Regions from separate parts of the Homo sapiens genome. Here region 2 is linked to region 1. A link is a loop called in an ENCODE intact Hi-C map of the cell type or tissue named here. Cell type or tissue: heart right ventricle. All regions are shown on one strand.

The links. A loop is a pair of places that touch in the nucleus more often than their neighbours do. Peaks named below come from ENCODE experiments on the same cell type or tissue, not always from the same donor. Only the 100,000 strongest peaks of a DNase experiment are listed, where the experiment ranks them.
Region 2: a loop joins it to region 1, with 3 times the contacts of the local background. A loop is called at or near these places in 26 of 110 quality-filtered maps.

Annotation. Positions count from the first base shown.
Region 1 is chr18:34,876,912-34,884,911 of GRCh38, forward strand. It overlaps DTNA (dystrobrevin alpha), which reads left to right. Exons shown (of 23, transcript NM_001386795.1): 19 at 808-897; 20 at 2,640-2,808; 21 at 5,158-5,290; 22 at 7,817-7,865. The coding sequence ends at 7,834. Among named protein-coding and RNA genes, the nearest start is that of DTNA-AS1, 110 kb to the left of the region's middle. In heart right ventricle, a CTCF peak has its summit at 4,742; no DNase peak of the experiment used is centred here; H3K27ac peaks cover 3,834 bases.
Region 2 is chr18:35,131,903-35,139,902 of GRCh38, forward strand. MAPRE2 (microtubule associated protein RP/EB family member 2) reads left to right here. Exons shown (of 7, transcript NM_014268.4): 6 at 130-288. Among named protein-coding and RNA genes, the nearest start is that of MAPRE2, 94 kb to the left of the region's middle. RefSeq lists an enhancer at 6,903-7,898. In heart right ventricle, no CTCF peak of the experiment used is centred here; no DNase peak of the experiment used is centred here; H3K27ac peaks cover 3,857 bases.

The DNA.
Region 1 (8,000 bases):
TAATGTTTTTACTTAACTACTCTGATTTTTTTAATTTAAACATTTATTATTTTATTTAGTTAGTATTACTTTCTGAAAAATGACGGAATGAAATTCCATTAACCCTTAGTGTGCCTGAAACAAAATAATAATCTTTCTCTGCCATAAAGAAACATAGTCTAAGTTCCAATTTATAGTACCAGACATGCATCTGCCCATGTCTTGGCAGAAGAAACAAGAATCCTCACCCCTTTCTCACGCTCTGGGGGCATTCAGTGCATGTGGGTTTCCCATTCCCAAGTGGTACTTACACTGGCAGGAAGAGCTCCAAGAGCCCTGATAGGAGACAGCGCATGTCCTAGTAGAGACCAGAATCTAAAGGGCTCAGCCACCAGGTAAGGGCAAGAAAAATAATAGCAGCTAGGAAGGCGCAGCTCTCCTGGAAAACCTGATTTTTCATCTGTGTGGATTATTCTTAAGAAGGGTGACCACACGCACTGGTTTACCTGGAACCATCCCAGTTTTGCCAGGTCAGCCAGCCTTATTCATACTGCTCTCTTTCACCTTCAAAATTGTCCCCATATGGACAAATAATATATGAAACTCCATCATTAGCCATGTCTTCTTACTGCAGGACCCACTGCCCTAAGCAGTGTTTTGTTGTTGTTGTTGTTCTTGTTTCAGGAAATGAACTAAAGCACTTCTGAAAAGGAGAAGTCTTAGAAGTTTTCTTGCTTTAGGTTATTAATGGGAAGGATAAATAAACAACATAAAAATTTAGGATAGAAGGAAGCTTTGGTTTTTTAAATTATTTCTTCTTCCCTGAAGGTTCAAGAAGAAACTTAAGGAATGACTTGCTAGTGGCTGCAGATTCCATCACTAACACTATGTCCTCTCTTGTGAAAGAGCTGAATTCTGGTGAGTTCCTGATTCCCTCTCATTTGTCTGCTCATCATGGAGGGATCCATAAGTGCTAGGGGTCTCTCTTAGAGATCTGCTTATTGTCTAATATCAAAAGATTCTTTAAAGCTCTATGTGATATTTTGTTGGTCTATTCAGATTTGAGGGGTTTTTTTTTTGTTTGTTTGTTTTTGGTTTTTTGAGACAGGGTGTCTCTGTGTTGCCCGGCTGAAGTACAGTGGCACCATCATAGCTCACTGGTATGTCAAACACTTGGGCTCAAGTGATCCCCCTACCTCAGCCTCCCTAGTAGCTGAGACTACAGGCACATGCCAGCACGCCTGGCTAATTTTTTGTTGTTGTTTTCATAGAGACAGAGTCTTTGCTATGTTGCCTAGGCTGGTCTCAAACTCCTGGCCTCAAGTGATCCTCCTGCCTCGGCCTCCCAAAGTGTGTGAGCCACTATGCCTGGCCTATTCAGATTTTTTAAGTAATGTTTATATTTTGCTTATTAAAAGACTATTAACACATACTCAATGTAGAAAGTTTGAAAAAGGCAGAGAAGAACAACGAAAAATATTCAAACTGACCTATAATTCTGGAATCCAAAGACAGCCACTGTTAACATCTATGGTGACCTAAAACAACATGATGCTAAGGTTATTTTATAGGGTCAAGTGTATTATTTATCTTTTTTTGAGATGGGGTCTTGCCTTTTTTCCCCAGGCTGGTCTTGAACTCCTGGGCTCAAACAGTCCTCCTGCTTCAGCCTCCCGAAGTGCTGGGATTCCCAGCCCTTATCTATTTAGGTTTCATTAATTTGGAATGCCTGATCATTTAAATTTGAATTTCAAACTGAAATTTACCTTTGCAATGTCTCTGAAGATAGATCTGCCCAGAAATAAATAGCATAAAATTTAAGGAGACTTTTTATCCTTTTAATACTACAAAGAGTGTTCAAAACTTTAGCAGTATGAATATGCAAATAAATATCTTACCAGTCACTAATACATCTCCATCTATTCCTTAAGGCCGACCTACCAAGAGATTTGTCTGGCAAGACTATGGTCTTACAGCTGAGATTGCAACTATAAGAAATAAAACTTCAGTTTTAAAAAAATCCTGGACTTCGCTTTCTTAAAGCCTCTCAATTGAAAATTGTTGCTGCTAATTTAGATTAAGATTACCAAACGGAATAAAAAGATAGTAGTTAATACATCATGATTAATGGCAGGTAACCACTGCCCTAGCAAATGATGAGTACAAAGTTATTCTTGGTGTAGAAGTCTTAAGTACTGTTAGTTTATACTCATAATTCTTTAAAGTATTAAGTGATAGGGTTCACTTAATATTTTAAGTTCATATTTTAAGCATTTTAGGTGAATATTTTATGGTTAGGATTAGGTTTTAACTCATAGTTCTTAAATTAGTGTAATATTAAGCAAAAGTAACAATTTTAGTTAAGTCTCTTACAGAAAGGAAAAAGTAGAAGTCTTAAAGAGTTAAGTCAGTTACTAAGATGGCAAAAATTCCTCATAACATTTCTGAGATTTTAAAAATGCTGTATACCAAATGATTTTATAGTAATTCATGTCAATATCAATTCTTATTTTGAAACAATAAAAATGTATTTGATTAAAATATGATAACTGGTTAACATTTTACACAGCACAGGTTGATTTGTGAAGCCTACTCCTTTATTTGCAGGTCATAAAAAAATCTAACGAGTCATTCTTTATTTCTTCAATTGTATCTGCTAGAGGTTGGGAGTGAAACAGAGAGTAATGTGGATTCTGAATTTGCACGGACTCAGTTTGAGGATCTTGTTCCCTCACCAACCTCTGAAAAGGCTTTTCTAGCGCAAATCCATGCCCGAAAACCTGGGTACATTCACAGTGGAGCTACCACAAGTACCATGCGTGGCGACATGTGAGTATCTTCCGCTTGGAAGCATTTTCTCAGTAACAAAACAATCTGTAGGAGACAATAAGAAAGTAAAAGCATAATTGTTTAGGGTTTTTTTAACCTTCAGAAGGGGTGACATAGTTTTCTGTTCTGCCAGAGATATAGAAGGGTGCTACATTTAAATTCGGCATTGTAATATTTCCCCTCTTACAATTTCCAGAGAGTTATCAATAACCTAAACCAACCAGTGCCTATCAAGAGCCTGCCTTGCCCAAGGCACATTGCTAGTGCTATACAAAATAGTATTAAAAAACTGCTGCCACCCTTTTAGGACTCACAGACTAGTTCAGGAGATAAATCATCCTATCTTCTGAACTTATTGTATTTGCACTTAGAGGATACCATGACATTGGAGAGGTCTCTGTCCAGAATTGGTGTAAACAACATCACATAAGTATTTGGAATTGAAATAAGTACATGTATAAAATCTCATTATAAAGAAATCCAGTTTGGTTGACTTGTTGAATTTGTATGAATCTGACCCTCCAAAGACTTATTTGCAAAAGTTTTCACCCAGTTCTGGAGCTTGTCAGAAACCAGCAGCATCAGTAACGTCCCCACTAGACTTTCTGTGACCCTGGATCAGCTCAAATTAGTCAACAGAGAAAACCAAAGCTGAGAAACAAAGGCAAAGCTGGGACAGAGCTGCAGAGCCCAACTTGGGAGAAAAAGGAGAAAAACAAAAGAAATGAAGAAAGTGGCCCATTAAATGACCATGGTTCATGGAGTTATGGGAAATGTGGGCAAAGGCTGACCCAAAAGCTGGGGGAGGGAGTTTCTGAATGCTAAAAATACTTCAGAAGGGTGATGTTGCTTAATATGAAAAGTACTTCAGACTAGTCTATAAAAATAAACTGGCCATTTTAAAGACTCAGAGAAGAAACTAAACAGAGGCCTTTCTGGTGTTTGGCTCTCCATCCAAGCAGTGAATAAACAATCAGTAATCATGGAGAATTATCAAGAGGTGTGGTCTGAGAGTCAGCTATGAAGCAGCAGAGAGTAGGATCAAAACAAAACCATTATCATGGGACTTAACATGGCAGTACGCTGCTGCTTAATATAGTTTGCTTTCTTGTCCTTTCTTCTGTATTCTAGAATTGTTGGATTTGTTATTCAAAATGGTGAATTAGTTGTCATCTGTTTTGTCTGGTAAATTCATATCTATTTGACTTTTTATTATTAAGCATTTATATGGCAGTTAGCTAGAATTTCCTTGTCCTAATTCTAAAATCCAAGACTATTGAGGCCACCCTAATCTGCTAGCCCTGGTATGCTGAGTAGCAGTACCAGCTACCAACATGTGACTCAGGAGTTAGGGAAGGAAAGTTAACAGAGTCCTGGGCAGACCCATTTAGCCTGGCCCCAAACCTCCAAAAATAACCAGAACATGTTGTACAGCTATAAATAAACGCAAACAACGACATTTAAGTTCCAACCTAGAAACTTCTTCTTGACCACTTATTTCATTTTAGGGAATAATTTAATATTTCTATTGTCTAAACATGTACTTGTGTTTTACCCTGAGACTCTTTTAGTCCTATGATTTAGGTAGTGAGTTTATGTCCAGCCCCATGAAAAGCTTTGCATAGTCTAGGATGAATAGATGGAGACAGAGTCCCACATTAGGGAATGAGGTCATTTTTATCTATTTATTTGATAGTGGAATTGGATAATTAAAATGCTTTTTTTTTTTTTTTTTTTTTTTTTCAGATTTAGAGCTAAGGTCAAGAGTTATGGGTTAGTAGCCCTCCTGGCATTGACTAGCTGATATTCTAAGACTTAATTCTATAAAAATAAGGCATGAATGTGGTATGCATGCATATGTGTATGTGCATGTATGTGCGTATGTGTAACACAAAAGAGGTTAAATTATAACCAAATGTCCTTAAGCATTATTTCACTAGAGGGCTCACTCTCCACACAGAAAGTGATCTTGGGTTCTATTTTAAACAAGAATAAAAAGAGCCCTCAGATTGGGAAAACTTTGTATCCCCTCAAAAGATGTTTGCCATTTTTTAAATTATAGAACATTTAAAGGGCCAACCCATTCCAGTAAACCCTAGGAAAAGATAAATGACCAATGATCGCAACTGCCATAAAAAAATTGTGTATGAAAATACCTTGATCATATATCGCTTCAAACCTCCAAAATGTTTCCAAGTTTTTTTTAGGTATTACTAAAGAAGACATGAAAGTGACTTGGAGAACTAAGGGGAAATAAAGGTGCCAACGAAACTACAGCTCACACATGAATCCCGCTTGTAATTCTCTTTTAAGATTTGCTCTAACATGTCATCTGTGGTTTATTTTCAGGGTTACGGAGGATGCAGATCCCTATGTGCAGCCTGAAGATGAAAACTATGAAAATGACTCTGTCCGGCAGCTGGAGAATGAGCTCCAGATGGAGGAATACCTGAAACAGAAGCTGCAAGATGAAGCTTATCAGGTACAGGGATCCAGGCCCACCCCACCCCACCTCTTCTGCCTCAACCCCTTGGTAGCTGGGTCTTTGACATGACTTGCAGAATCAGAGCCTTCTTCCTTCCACCCTCCCTTTTCAAAATACACTGATTTCACTCCTTAATCCGTGTCTTTTAGACAGTAAACATTTTAAATACTTCTTTTTTTTTTAAGACAGAATTTCACTCTGTTGCCTAGGCTGGAGTGCAGTGGTGTGATCTTGGCTCACTGCAACCTCCGTCTCCCTGATTTAAGTGATTCTCCTGCCTCAGCCTCCCGAGTAGCTGGGACTACGGGCATGCACCACCACGCCCAGTTAATTTTTGTATTTTTTAGTAGAGAAGGGGCTTCACCATATTGGCCAGGCCAGTCTTGAACTCCTGACCTCGCGATCCACCCACCTCAGCCTCCCAAAGTGCTAGGATTACAGGCGTGAGCCACTGCACCCACTCTTATAGCTGTCACTCACCATGTATTCTTTTAAATTCTGCCCTAGAAAGTGATAAACAGCCTTCTTATATTGGAAAAAAACAAGGTAACTAACAGTCCAGACTCTTTCAGGCCCATTAAGAAAGATGCTTTTTCTCATAATTATTTTTAAATGGATACAAAGAACAGGGCACGAGGAAATTGAATAAGCATAAACCCACCACTTCCCTTGAATTATTTGCCCTCAGTCTTCCTCATTGCCCACCTCATGCCAAGTGTAAGTAGGAGAATGGCAAAATTCCTGGAGAAATGTTGGGGGAACTGCAGGCCTGTGTTCATCAAGGTATGGACGGACAGATTTTCAGATGTACTGGAGTATGTTAGCCACCTGAAAATTCACTGAACATGACATATACAATTGGCAATAAATGTAACCAGCGACTCATCCTAAAGGCCATGCATTTCCCCATGGAGGTCGTTCTACTACCTTGTTTGTCTTCCTGGTATGTTCCTTTTCCCTTTAATTCACAGGCGTTTACTTGGGGTTCTGGTATTTCAGGGATGTTTGCCTGGTTGAACCTGGGCCTCAATGGTTATTTTATCCTGTCAGACTTTCTGTCCAGTGGCCAGACAAGTTTTCTGCACATTCTTTTGTTTTTCTTTTTTCCTTTTTTTTTTTCTTTTTGAGACAGGGTCTCATTCTGTTGCCCAGGCTGGAGTGCAGTTGCCCAATCATAGCTCACTGCAGCCTCTAACTCCTGGGCACAAGCTATCCTCCCACCTCAGCCTCCTGTAGCTGGGACTACAGGTGCACACCACCATGCCTGGCTAATGTTTTTATTTTTTGTGGAGTCAGGGTCTCACCATGTTGTCCAAGCTGGTATTGAACTCCTGGTCTCAAGTGATCCTCCCACCCCGGCCTCCCAAAGTGTTGGGATTATAGGCATAAGCCACCATACCCAGGCTTTCTGCATATTATTAGGGCAGCAGTGCCCTGTCTTACTTTGTTATTGAAAAAAAAGGGAAGCAGAGAGAAGAAATTATCTCCTATTTCTCATATGTCTATAGATAAAGCCTTGAAATATTTTTCCAAGAAGATTGTAGCAGGAGGGAAACGGAAGCCCACCAATTCCATCCCAGCAATATAAAAACAAAGTTTTGCCTCTTTGGAATGTTCCATTTGCCTTTTCAGTTTAACGACCACATTTCAGAAGCAACTAAAATGTTGGTCTAGCCATACCAAAGAAAGAGGGTAAAAGAAAAACATAAGTGACTCTATATGTAGAGCCGTGCTCCCATGCTTCAGAAACAAATTCGCCTGATTGCAAACCCATGGAGAGTGCAGTTTTCCTTGCGCCTTCTATGGCTCCTCCACAGAAGGAAATCAGCCTGGAATGAAACTGCCAGGGTGTCTCTGGGAATCCTCAGGGATGGCATTCCTACACATATCTCCTTAGGCTCTGCTGTGTAGAAGGAAAGAAAAATGTGACTAAATAACCAATGTTCTGGTTCATGCTATTAGAAGCGTCTATTAGGCCTCCCTCTTTGAGCTCGTGTCACCTTCTGTATTTCAGTGGCAGCAGTAACTGAAATTCTAGGGGTTCTTTTTTTTCTTTAAGGGAGGCAGGCTTACACCATTCCATATAAAATATTAGATTTTTATTCATTTTAATGAATTAAAAATGTAACCTTCTATGAGTAAAATGAAGGGAATTTCTACTAATGACTTAAGATTCAACTGGAGTTTTTACCATCGCTGGTAAATCTTAAGCTCCCTCTCCCTCTCCTTTCTTTTCCGTGCCTCATGACTTCCAAGAAAAGGACAGGGAAGAAGCTGGGAGACTATAACAGGCCTGTGTATCTCCACTCAAAACATACTCCCTGGAGGAGATGTCAAAGTGGTTTTCCTTGAATGCTCTGTGAGCATACGGTTGTTGGATGGATTGGAACGCTACTCTCACTCAATAGACTCTCTCTCTCTCTGTGTCTTTGTGCATGGCTTCCCGCCAAATAATTCACCAGCTTGACTGCATCACAGACTTGACGTGTCACCTTTCTCGTTTGTGTCCTTTGTCACCCACAGGTCAGCTTGCAAGGTTGAATGCAATATCCTTTTATCACACTCCTCTCAAGTAAGTACCATCTTATTTAGGAGGAATCATGGCCACTGTACACTGAATTCTGATAACCTGTAATGCGAATTCACAATCACTTCTCTTAGTCATTTCTTTCTATGTGATAAAATACCCTCCTTAACTGCTGATATC
Region 2 (8,000 bases), 250 kb after region 1:
CAGACTTACACATTGGTTATTTCTGCTTCTCTCTCTCTCTCTCTTTTGGGTTTTATTCACAGGAATTGCTGGTCATGTCTTATACTATATTTTGGGTGGTTTTTTTTCTTCACTCTCACTCCCTTGCAGGTACATTCATTAAAACTTGCCCTTGAAGGCGTGGAAAAGGAAAGGGATTTCTACTTTGGGAAGTTGAGAGAGATCGAGCTACTCTGCCAAGAACACGGGCAGGAAAATGATGACCTCGTGCAGAGACTAATGGACATCCTGTATGCTTCAGAAGAACACGTAAGTGTGAGGAGCATGTGACTCCTGTGTTCTAAAATGACTCTCTTGGTCAAAACACAGTAGATCAGCACTCCTTAGAATACTTCCCCAGGACCTCAATGAGAATTACTGCTCAGCCAAGTGCACCTGATAGTCCCAAAGGAATAAACATCGTTATCATCATGATCTATTGACCCATGCCTGTGGGACAGGCAGTCATAAATTAATCTGGGAAGAGACAGGTGGGGTGGGGAAGGCTTTGACAGAAAAATATGCTTATGCAGCCAAACTGCAAGTGGTCTGCAGCTCTCTGAGCAAATGAGCATTAAGAATTTGTATACGGATTCCTCCTTCTTCATGCAAGTACAGAGTGTAGTTAAAGGAGAAAATAATCTAGATGCTTTTCCCATCCCCAGAAGCCCCATAATTGACTGTTTTTATTTCGTAGCTGGTTGTCTTGGTTACTCATTGCCAGGACAGACTAGAGCTGTGGGACAGCCACATGCCCATCTCCTTTATGGGGAGGAGCTGCCACCAGAGTTGCTATTCACAAGTGCTGCTATTCACAAGTGCTGCTATTCACAAGTGCTGATGGAGACCCAGGATGTGGCTGTGTCAGGGTGATGAAAAGCAGATGTGAGAAATGGAGGAGGAATAAGAATCTAGGAAGCAAGGAGAGAAAGCGGGGCAGGATGCATGGCAGAGACTGAGGCAAGGCACCCCGGGTCTGCCAGTGCCAGGAGAGAGAGGCCCAGCAGCCAGAGGTGGAGGTGGGAGCCTGATGTGGCTTCACCTTCCACAGAGCCAAGTTGAGGGGTTGGGGTGTCCAGCTTCTCTTATGCCAGGCTGATGCTAGTGGAAGTGTCCCGGTCTCTGGGTGTTCTGAGCCTGTGATGTTCTGAGGGCCTCCAGTGGAGTTGTATGTGTTGATATTTCTATAGGACATAGCAAGCCATCAGCAAGTTTACTCTCTTATTCCAGCTGAATCCCAGGCAAATGTTTACTCCATTTATGCCTCAAAATACTAGCAGTGAAATTCTCCTAAACTGTAAGGCACTGTATCTGTGGTTTGGAAGCTCTTTATCACTTTTTTTTTTCACTTCTTCCAAATATTTTGATTTAAATTATTTATTGGTTATCAATAGCTCAGAATTTGAAGCCCTGATAATCCACCTGGTTTCCATGATGGCTTCATAAAATACGGTTCTCAGTATTTTCAGATCTGATGGAATAAACCAGAGACTGATTTGTAGTATGTCTGCAGCTGCCACAGTGTCACATATATGACGTCCTGTGTGTACAGAGTGCTTGCCCTCTGTAAGCACTAGATGGACTATGGTTATTCTCTTCACAAGCTTATTTGAGGCTAAATCAGCTGAGATCTCCACAGCGCCATGAGACTGAGTGAATGGCGCTGCTGTCTGCGATAACGCCTGCTAGTGGGAATAAGGCCGGCGTGCAGGATCAAATCTTCTTCCCAGCCCTGCACTTCAAACGGGGAAACCCTGAGTCTAACCTCATGCCAGATTTTGTCCCAAGAGGGAGTCCATGTGCAGGAGCACTGTCTGACAGTGAACTCCAAATGAAGTGTTGGAGAGGTCCACTGAATTCCCGGCTAAGATAGGTGGACAGCCTCAGGCAAGAGCCCTTGCCTCCTGGGTGTGATTTCCAGGGGGTCTACCTAGATGACCGCACTCAGTTTCTGTTCTGCCATACCCATCACCACCCGACCCCACACACACATACATCCCAGCACCACCTTGCCACCATCTGGATTCAGAGAGCCATTCCTGCAATGTACATGCAACTAAAATGCAAGCACCCCAAGAAGAAATAACACTTTAAGGCCTCATCATTCATTAAGACTAAATAATAAGTTTAGCAGACACCTCTTCTGAGACACCTGGTTGGGGTTTGAGGTAGAAGGGTCTAGGACTTGACGTATATTAGCTTATTAGCTCCTATAATTCTCTAGAGAATCCTATTAGGTAGCTATTGTCATCCCATTGTACAGATGAGGGAAACTAAGGCAGCAGAGAGGTTGAATAACTTTCCCAAGTCTAGGAGCAGAATAATTTCCATTTGAACCCTGAAATCTGAATCCTGAGTTTATGTTCTCCCTTCTCCAAGTCTGAGGCACCTTTTAAGTGCTATTATGACAGTAGTAATGGCTAATACTGATTGAGCATTTAGCATGTGCTAGGGATTGTATTCATTTACTACGTAGATTACTGACCTTAACCACATCCCTGTGAGGTGAGTAATTACTTATCTACATTTTACAGATGAAATTACTAACCCAATGGCTCATAGTTAATAAGCTCCAGCACTAGGATTTGAACCCAGGTTTATCTAACTCAGAGGCTAAAATCATAAGGACTGAGTTACCTCCCTCGCCGAGTGGTGGGTACCATGGAGCAGGGAGGAAACGAACATAGTACTAGTTGGGGAAAGCCTCAAGATTAACTGTCTACTTGACAGTCTTCAGTTGAACACGCCCTGTGTGTGAAGAAGAAAGTTTCCAAATTTTTACGTGGGTTTTCTCTAAATAACTCCCCTTACCTCGTTTTGTTGATTTTCACCTTCGAAAGCCTAGTTGTGGCCTCTTTTTCGGGGCATTCATCTGATTTTAAATGAGCATCCACAAAGAACTTCAGTTTTCTTCTAGCCAGTTTGTAACTTTTTTAAACCCACTTTGTTGTTGTATCTCTGGCACTGCGCTGACATCATCAAATAGCTTTAAGGGAAGGAAGAGAGAGGGAAAGAGACAGAGGCATTGCCCTGTAAGTATATGCTGGGGAGTACCCAAAATTCAAGAAGAGAATTACTCAGAGTAACCAGGCAGTTGAATCTGGCAGAGAAAACAGCCTTAACATAAATTGCATGTGTGGGTTACCAGAGCAAGATGTTCAAATGCAGTTACTGGCTTAATTTTTCTAGTTCCAGGATATTTTTATTGCAACTTTGTGTCTGCAAAACTCCAAAAGAGACACATCAGGCTATACTGAGTTTTCTACAGAGAGTAAGCCGTTTGATCTGGAATATGCCAGGTGTCCTTATTTGGAATGTGACAAGACCCATTTGTTTAAACCTTGGTTTTTATGCAGAAAGAAAAGGAAGGCTGCAGTGGGCCTGGATGCCGTGCTGGGTGCTTTCCATATCCTGTGCATGCATGACTCTGCCGAGAGGCTCAGGAGCAGCTAGATACTCTCCTTTCTGCCCCCTAGCACTCCACCTCCCAGAGGTCCAAGAAATCATCCTAGATATCTTAAAGCCTCCAAGCATTTTCATTTCTTCCTGAGAATATGGAATCTGGTTTCTCTGGAACCACCCAGAAGCACATAGCCAGTCCTACACTGGGGGAGTGAGCCTTCCTAAAGCTGTACCCTTGCCTGCCTTCCCCTATGTCTATGGTCTGGAAAAGCAACGGTTTTGAAAAACAATGTGCTTAGTGGTTACGATGCCATCATACACCACTGCCCCCATCTCTGGGAATCCTGCCTTTGCCCCACTGTGCTTTCCCCTGACATTGTGTCCTGTTTTCTGGCCAGCCCCACACTTGTGTGATGGGTAGATTTGCACCCATGTGCAGGGATGATGTACATGGCGTCTGGGAGGAAGTGCCAGCACTTTGTTCATGATGCTGTTGGTACAGCTGTGTGTACAGAGCTGAGATGGCACAGATGCCTGGTGGTCTGCCTTTCCCAGAGCCCTCCTGGAGCTAGAAGGCCAGGTTGCAGCACATGCTGTTCAGCTAAACATAGATGGACATGCTTTGCTTTGACATTTGAGGTAGGAGTATTTGCTGGGGAGATCTCTTCCCCTGAGTGATTACTTAACACTCTTATTTTGTGATGATTGGCCTCTGATTGTTATATTTAAGCCATCCCAGAATATGGTGTTTGGAAGATGTGAAAATCCAGGTGGGAGTTTTGAGCAGAAAATCAACAGAGGTGGTTCAATTCCCAGTTGTAGAGACCTAATGGAAGTTTCCAGAGCAGATACTTATTCTCATTATGTTTTCCCCTGATACGTAACTTGGAGCCACAGGAGTCTGGGCTGAAGCATTGGTTACCTGCTCCCTGTGGATTCTGTCAGCTGAAGGGCACCAGCTTATGAACAGTTACTTGTTTCCTGCAGGGACAGGCTGTGCTTCTGTCACTGGAGGGCCTCTTGTCACTGGACTAAGTGCTGGCTATAGAAAAAGACCCAACCCTACCTCAGAGGAGCTCCCAGTCCCAGTAAGGGAGACAGACAGGGACATGACTAACTGGAATATGTGTCAGATGATGACAAATGTGATAATGGGGACATAAATAAACTTGTGTGGGGAGCAGATAAAAGCCGCCTGGAGGACCACGCAGAGACTTCACAGCGAAGATGGCATTTGTGTTGGATGTTACAGGGTGACTGGGAACATCAACAGCTCTAGAGCTAAGGTAGGGAGAAACTGCATGAGCAAAGCAGAGAAGAAAGACCAGCAGCCACAGCTGGCAAGGTGGCAGGAGACAAGGCTGCAGGGTGGTGCCTTCCACAGCTAGGAAGCCAGGAGCTGTTGGAGCTTCCTGATGGGCCTTCCTCTCTCCTTTGCCCCCATTTTCCTCCCACAGTGGCCTAGAGCCTTCTTCAATACCATCTTCCAGTTTGCCTCTCTATCTAATGATTATAAGGAAACTAAAGAATGATAGTTTTCTTACAATCACTCACAGCTCAACGGAAAGATGTGAATAGATTGATACGCACATATTAGAATTATTAGGTGATGCTCTGGTGCATTAGTCTCATATTTGGTATAGGTTTTGCCTGGCCTCCTACTTAGACATGGGTTTAAGTTCTTCATTCTCGTATAAGGCATAGAAAAAGATTGTTTTTTCCTGTGAGCCTGCAATAGCATTGTGTGGGCTGTGAGCTCTCAGTTGTGATTTGTAACACCCCAGAATTACAGATGTGTTCTGCCAGACTCTCAGACTGCCTTAACTTGCAGGCCAAGCATGAGCAATCCATTGATAAATTGGGAGCTTTGCTGGTATTTCCCAGTGAGAGTTGTCTGGGGTCCACAGTTCCTGCAGATGCATGACATCACAGAGGGGTCCTGTGACTGAGATTTAAGCTGGATGTGCATGAGAAGCAGCTGCCCTGGGCATCTGGAAGCCTCAGAGCCATAGAAAAGGCCAGCAAACCTGCTGCCTTGTTGGATGTGTTTGGAAAGGAGGCCTAGCCTAGTGGCTTCCTGGCCCTCTAGTTTATTACAGGCTCAATGATTACTTGAATCTAGGTCTTTCAACTTTAGCTCCATTAGCCCACAATAAACTCCCAGTTGTGACGTGAGCAAATGAGAATTTCTGCAAAATGTAAAACAGTTCCTCATTTCTGAAATCTTCTTTTCAGAAGTCTAACATGCACAGAAACAATTATATAAAGAAAAGCATACTTTAGACCAGCTGAAGTTTGAGCAATACAATATGGAAGACACCACACTCACGTTCAAGAGTTAGGATGCTGAATAAAACAATATAACTCACCGTGGAGGGCTCAGAGCCCGGCTGGAGAGACAGATGTGTAGCCACCCAGCAAGAACACACGCGGGACTGTGGTGCGCCCTCCCACCGAAGCAGAAACTGAGGATAGGAAGCTTGGAGAGGGAAGCCATTATCTCGGGGCTGCAGGCAGTGAGAGAGGCTTCAGGGAGGAGTGACTTTCTCATAATTTAGAGGAGCATGTGGCGGGACAGACAGCTGGGAGTTCCCAGCCCACCATTCTTGTTAAACTCCCATGAATGTTAGTTTCATTCTTCTCCCTTGGATGAGAGGAGAGCACTGGCTTAGGAAGGCCAGTAACTGTTTCTTGTCCTGCGCTGGCCCAAGAAGAAGTTCTCTCCTGCTCCCCTGAGCATGTATGGCCACACTGTTGGTGAGGCACTGACTCTGAGCTGAGAGGACCAGCCTCACATGTGCCAGACAGAAGGCAAAGCAGTGTGCAGAGGAAGTGCCAAGAGCACAGCTGCTGTGATGCCCAGGGGTCTGGGGTCGATCCGGCAGAAGGGGAGTAAAGAGGGGATCAGGGCTCTGAGATCTCCCTGAGGTCAAAGAGCACCTGCAATTAAGGAATTTGGGAGTGCAAGGGTCAGGAAGACACATGATGTGATCAGAGAGAGCAAGAGATTGGGCCTAACGTTCCAGAAGTGGAGCTAGTTCTAGGTGGTGAACACAGGGTGGTCATGGGGTAGGGAGAGCTCACATTTGCTGAATAAGGGGCCTGTCGGCACGGTAAGAGACAATGCCAGATTTTTCCCCAAGTTTTCAACACAATGTCACTGTCTACTGTTGGTTGACACAGAAAGGGTTACTTTTTTAAAAAAATTACTTGCACTTCTAGAATATATTCCAGAGTTCTCCCACTAAGAAATAATAATCACAGCTCACATTTCTATTTACCATGTGCCAAATACTCTTCTAGGCACTTTTCCTATTTTAACTCATTAACTCCTCTGTTGGATTCGAGGAGTCCTTTGATTCATTGACTAATGAAAATGCATTGAAAATGCTCCTACATGGATACCTTATCCCCAACTTTACAGGTGAGGAAACTGGGGCCCAGAGCAGTTAAGTTCTAGACCCAAACCCACACGGCCTGTAAATAACAGAGCTGGGATGTGAACTCGAGTCCATGTTGTAACCTTGACATTCTACTTACTGCCTCTCAGAAAATAAGTGGCTCGTGACCTTGGCTGATAGTCTGATAGTCTCAGTCATTCATCCTTGAATCCACTGCAATTTGTTCCTCTCAACACGACATGGATTGAGTCTTACATAAGAAAGATGTGGCACCGAGAATCCGATCCCTGACCTCAGTAACCTCAGCATCCAGTGGGTGGGGCCAAAAGGGTCAAGACAAGATTCCAAATCAGTGTCATAGCAGAGGAAGAAAACAAATGCTGCAGGAGAAGAGAGAAGGAATTCTGGCTCAGTGATCATGCCATATTTGAATTGGCTAAAGATGGGTTTGTCCTAAGCTCCAAGGAAGAGGGGCCCGACAGACAGGGAAGGGCTTGGGCAGTTCAGTGCTCGGGAGCCAGCGTGCCAGGTGTGCGAGGCATGGGCACTTCCATATGTCCCAGCACATGCTCCAGACTGCATCACAGAAGCTGTGTGCCCTTACTGAGGGAACAGGGAACTCCTTTGATTAGCCATGCTCCCTCAGCTTGGGTAAAAAACAGCAAATATTTTGTGTGAGTTCAGAAAATGAATGAATGTACAGATACGGCTGACTGAGGCTAGTGCTCCCTGGAGTTGGTGTTCATGCCATGCTTCACTGGGTTAGATAAAGGAATAAATAGGGCTGTTTATTTCTAAATAGTGGGAAGAACAATTCACCTATCTGATTCTCAGTTGATAAACATAACGTAAGCCAAAAGGGCCCCAAGCAGTCTAAGTAGATGTCCCAAAGTCCTTGAGCTAAAGCTCCTGAGCTCCCTCATTGGGAGGGGCCTCTTTGCCTGGGACAACCCATGAAATGTGGCTGCTGTCCTTTCCTTAGCCTGGGAACCTCTAACACTGCTGCTCTGGTATCTAAGCCTACATCAGGTTAGTAACATAACAAAGGGTCTCCTTCAGGGCGACACTGCCGAGCAAGAAGAATGACAGCAAGGGAGGGACTAGGAAATGGAGCAAAAGCCCACATCCCTATCCATTAGTGAGGAGTGACACCCCCCACCAAAATACCATGGAGGCCAG